Linked DNA regions of Homo sapiens: region 1 is linked to region 2. The links are chromatin loops, found by intact Hi-C in ENCODE. Cell type or tissue: heart left ventricle. All regions are shown on one strand.

Region 1 (2,500 bases), 60 kb after region 2:
CTCTTAGGACAGCCCGCAGATGGTTGCGTGGGGTTCAGGGGCCCTTCCCGCCTGGCTCCTCTTGTCTGCATCCTGCCCTGTCAGTGTGGACCTAGGTTCACACTCTGAGGCCCTGCAAAACATGTCACCTGTGGGCACCTCCAGTTTTCCAGTGCCTGGTCCGCAGCTCGTCTCGGCAGCTGCATCCTTAGGGCCATTCCCAAAACCTCGGGTCACGGCGGGGGCCTAGGGGGACAGCAAGGCCTTTGCCCCTTAAGCCTGATGAAAATTTGTAGGAGAGACTTCAGTGTCCTTATGAATTTCAGTGAAGCCGAGTGGGATTAAGGTGACAGACAGAAGCTCTAAGTGCTTTCTTCAGGGAGATAAAGCGCTGGCGAGTGCATCATTTAAACCGAAGATGGAGTGAGCGCCAACAGGCACTGGTGGTTGTTGCTGTTCTAATGGGATTGCTTCGTAGATGGCCCTTCATGGCGGAACACGCGTGTGTCAGTGGGGTTCGGGCTGCGGGTGGCGGCTGAGTGTCCCTGTGTGTCTCTTACAGGAACAGTGTGTGGTGGATGCAGCTCTGGAGTACGTTCCCGGCGCTCACCAGTTTGGTCTCACACAAAACAGCCATTTCATCTTGCCTTTTAATCAGTCGGCTGTCAGAAAGAAGTAGGTATCATTCTAACATCCTTATGCGGCGTCTCATTGCTAGATGTATGGGGGTGTTCTGCAGCCACAGAGTCTTTTCCAAAAGAACCTGCTTTTATTTTATGATGAAGTGCTTGATTTGCAACCAAATGGCAAAGAGAAGGAATTCAGTGTTGGTGCAAATCACAACGCTTTCATGGTGGTTCACTGGGGAGTCTGTGGTTTCTGCCTTTTCCCTTCTGGAGAGTGGCTGGCTTCCCCTTTCTGTGTGCATGTAAGGAAGCGTGTGGGCATCTAAATTAAGTCTCCTGGATCTATTATTGTCTGGACTTTCAACCCCATTCCACTTTAAGCATTCCCTAGTCTGATGTCTTTGTCTACCCAAACTCTTACACTGTGGTGGCCAAAATCCCGAGTGCCACACCCACCCCTCTCTGCACCTTCTGGCCCTCATACCTGCCTGTCCCTGGGACCCTTCTGCCAAGGGAAGATCTCAAGGCCTGGAGCTTGGGGCTCCCGGACTCCATGTTGCTCCTCTCTCCTCCTGAGGTCCTCCAGCTCACCTGCCAGGCTTGCCTGCAGTCTCTGCCATGCCCTGCCCGTCTTGTTGTCATTGGCTGTGCCACCCTGTCATACCCCCTTAGACCTGGGCTCCTGTCTGTCTTCTGCAGCTCCTGCCATCACTCTCTGTGAATTCAACAGCTGCCTAACACCTGACCTTTCTGTGCTCAAACTGTGATCTGTGGAAGGTCTTTCCCTGCTCCCTCCTCAGCCAGCCTCTTCCGTGGCCATACCCTTGACTTCTTCACAGGTATCCATCCCTCTCACAGTCTCGACTTTAAAAGCCTCCTATTAGCACACCCCTTTCTTCTTGTCTCCACTCTGTGCCTCCCCACTCCTGCAGTTTCTCAGCTGCATGGAGACCTCTAAGCCGCTAGCCCTAATGCCCTCCCACCACTATCTCCCCTCTTCTCTAGCCCCAAATCACAATTCATCCCCCAGATAGGTTCCAGGCCAGTGTTACAGGTGTCCTCTGCAAAATCCCCTAACCCTTTCTCTCTCCCACTCCTGCGAGCCCAGGTAAAAGCCAACATTCCGCCTTCTCTGTGCCAGAACCCACACGGGAGACCAAGGCCAAGGAGATGGATGTCTCCTTCCTAGCTGGTTTGAGCTGGATATCATAGCCGTCAATCTCAGATGGAGCCTCCAAACGACATGGGGAGCCAGTGCATTGCTCTAATATGTTCATGGTTTTTATTCTCCATGACTACTTCCTCATAGCTGCTCTTAGCTCAGAGCCCTGTGCACCGCAGTCCCTCTTCCCACCCCAGCTGATGACTTGCCTCGTTGAGAAGAAAGAGCTCCTTCATCCGTCCACCACCAAAAAGACCAGCCCCTGCTTTTGTTCCTGACCCTCTATCTCTTCTGCTACCACAGATGAAGGGTACTTGTTCCTAGCAAAGCCCACCCAGCCAGCCCCAGCTTGTCCTCTGGATCCCATCCGCCCTCTCCTCCTAGGACATGCACAGCAGCCACTCCTCACAGACCAGCACACAGATGCCGCTGTCACCCCATCGTCAGCAGTGACAGCAAGAGCAGCAAACTATTGTGCTGGAGGTTGACACAAAGATTTTTACACAGATGCCCTAATTTACTCCTCATAATTCTCCTATGAGGAAGGAATTGTTATTATCTCCATTTAACAGATAAGGAGATTGAGGTATAGGGAGCCTGAGGCATCTGCTCAAAGTCACACAGCTGGTAAATGGTAGAGCCGGGATTCGAACCCAGGCCTTCTGGCTCCAGAGTCTGTGCCTGTAGAGTAGTTTCCCCTTCTCCTCGGGGGATACGTTCAGGACCCCCAGTG
Region 2 (2,500 bases):
GAGGCGTCTTTTAGGAGTGAGAAGAGTGGCTTGGACTCTTAATAAAAGGGAAATAACAGCATCAGCTCTTAGCCCTTTAATGACATCACCCAGATCTGTAACCCAGCATTCATCTTTATTTCAGCCTGTGACTGCCCACACACTCAGAATACCTGCGACCCAGAAACTGGAGAGTGTGTCTGCCCCCCTCACACACAGGGTGTGAAGTGTGAAGAATGTGAGGATGGGCACTGGGGCTACGATGCGGAGGTGGGGTGCCAGGTGAGCACTGTCATCCACGCTCTTGCTTAACTGAGAGTTGCTTTGCTGTAGCAAGTTTCAGGCCTGTTCTTCTATATATTTTCTGGACTTTAATCTGTTGAATAGCTTTGTGAATTTAAAAAAAAAAAAAAAACTCAATGTGGGCCAGGCACAGTGGCTCACACCTGTAATCACTGCACTTTGGGAGACTGAGGCAGGAGGATCGTTTGAAGCCAGGAATTCAAGACCAGCCTGGGCAACAAAGCAAGACCCTGTCTTTGCAAAAAATAACGATTAAAAAAAAATTTAGCCTGGTGTGGTGGCACACGCCTGTGGTCTCAGCTACTTGGGAGACTGAGGCAGGAGGATCACTTGAGCCTAGGGATTCAAGGCTGTAGTGAGCTGTGATGGCAACACTGCACTTCAGCCTGAACAACAGAGAAAGACTCTATCTTAAAAATCAAAAACAAAAACAATACACCTTAATGCAGATGATAGGAATCAAAGTGGAAGACAGGACACCCTTAAGACACCTTATTCTAGGTTTTCTTCAAGAACCTAGTTGTTGCATTGATGGTTAGAAAATCCAAAAAATGGCTGGGTGCGGTGGCTCACGCCTGTCATCCCAGCACTTTGGGAGACCGAGGTGGGCAGATCACAAGGTCAGGAGATTGAGACCATCCTGGCTAACACGGTGAAACCCCGTCTCTACTAAAAATACAAAAAAAATTAGCTGGGCGTGGTGATGGGCGCCTGTAGTCCCAGCTACTCAGGAGGCTGAGGCAGGAGAACGACGTGAACCCGGGAGGCGGAGCTTGCAGTGAGCCGATATCGGGCCACTGCATTCCAGCCTGGGCAACAGAGCAAGACTCTGTCTCAGAAAAAAAAGAAAAGAAAAGAAAATCCAAAAAATATTTGAGTGTCCTTTAATAAATATTGTGCAATGTATACTATCTTCCAAGAGAAAGTAATAAATCACTTTATTGGGGGTTTATGTCCAAACCATGAGGCCTCCAGTTTTCTATGTAGCCTTCTTCAGTTAAATTTGGGTATAGTTTGTGTTTTGGAAACAAGAGGAAATTACTTTTTTTTTTTTTTTAATTGAGACAGGATCTTACTCTGTCACCCAGGCTGGAGTGCAGTGACACCATCAAAGCTCACTGTATCCTCAAAGCTCACTGTATCCTTGACCTCTTGGGCTCAAGCAATCCTCCCGCTTCAGGCCCCCAAGTGGCTGGGACTACAGGCATGTGCTATCACGCCCAGCTAATTTTTTGATTATTTGTAGAGACGGGGGTCTCACTATGTTGTCCAGGCTGGTCTCAAACTCCTGGGCTCAAGTGATCTTCCCACCTCTGTATCCCAAAGTGCCATAATTGCAGGCGTGAACCACTGTGCCTGGCCTGATTTCTACAGTAATTTCGTTAGACTTGTTTTGACCTAGTAGATTTAATTTCAGTTCACAATTCTGGCCCCGTGCGCATGTGCCACTAAGATGCACAGATTTCCGGCAACACAATGCCTGTCTCCTGTTGGCACATGGCAACGTGAATCCATGCAGCAATAGCAAGAGAGAGATGGTTCATTTGTAGAACTTCCCCACATGTAGTGTTTTCCTGTAATTCAAATATGTGTGCATTTGGAAGCATCAAATCTGCCTTTTTAATTGAGTTGGTTTTCCCTTCTCTCAGGCCTGCAATTGCAGTCTCGTGGGGTCGACTCATCATCGGTGCGATGTGGTCACCGGCCATTGCCAGTGCAAGTCAAAATTTGGTGGCCGGGCCTGCGATCAGTGTTCCTTGGGTTACAGAGACTTTCCCGACTGTGTTCCCTGTGACTGTGACCTGAGGGGGACGTCGGGGGACGCCTGCAACCTGGAGCAGGGTCTCTGCGGCTGTGTGGAGGAAACCGGGGCCTGCCCTTGCAAGGTATTTACCATCCATCCTCCTCTTTCATCCTGTCTCTGGCTCCTCATCATGACTCCTGGGCTTTGACTACTTACCTAAGCAGCCAGGTTTTGGATGCTTTTCCTAGTGAGTTCACACTCCCTTCCGCATCTGAGTTCAAAGTCTCTTATGCTCCTCTAGAGTGACGGATGATTTTTGAAATTGAATTTTTACTGTTACTAGTGTCAGTTGATGGAACTGATTTGAAAACTGCCCTGAAGTTTTAATCATATATCCCAGAGGCTGAGTGGCTGCGTATCTTGAGTATGCAGGTGAGGTGGGTTTCTCAGGGCTTCGGGATTTGTGATGTGATC

Evidence for each region. A loop is a pair of places that touch in the nucleus more often than their neighbours do. Peaks named below come from ENCODE experiments on the same cell type or tissue, not always from the same donor. Only the 100,000 strongest peaks of a DNase experiment are listed, where the experiment ranks them.
Region 1: it touches region 2 in a loop (3-fold over the local background); 2 of 110 quality-filtered maps call a loop at or near these places.

Annotation. Positions count from the first base shown.
Region 1 is chr18:6,953,507-6,956,006 of GRCh38, reverse strand. It overlaps LAMA1 (laminin subunit alpha 1), which reads left to right. Exons shown (of 63, transcript NM_005559.4): 57 at 542-654. LOC101927188 (a long non-coding RNA gene) reads right to left here and starts at 1,330. Exons shown (of 2, transcript NR_126040.1): 1 at 1,090-1,330; 2 at 1-641. In heart left ventricle, no CTCF peak of the experiment used is centred here; no DNase peak of the experiment used is centred here; H3K27me3 peaks cover 227 bases.
Region 2 is chr18:7,013,483-7,015,982 of GRCh38, reverse strand. LAMA1 (laminin subunit alpha 1) reads left to right here. Exons shown (of 63, transcript NM_005559.4): 22 at 125-261; 23 at 1,932-2,168. Among named protein-coding and RNA genes, the nearest start is that of LINC00668, 85 kb to the right of the region's middle. In heart left ventricle, no CTCF peak of the experiment used is centred here; no DNase peak of the experiment used is centred here.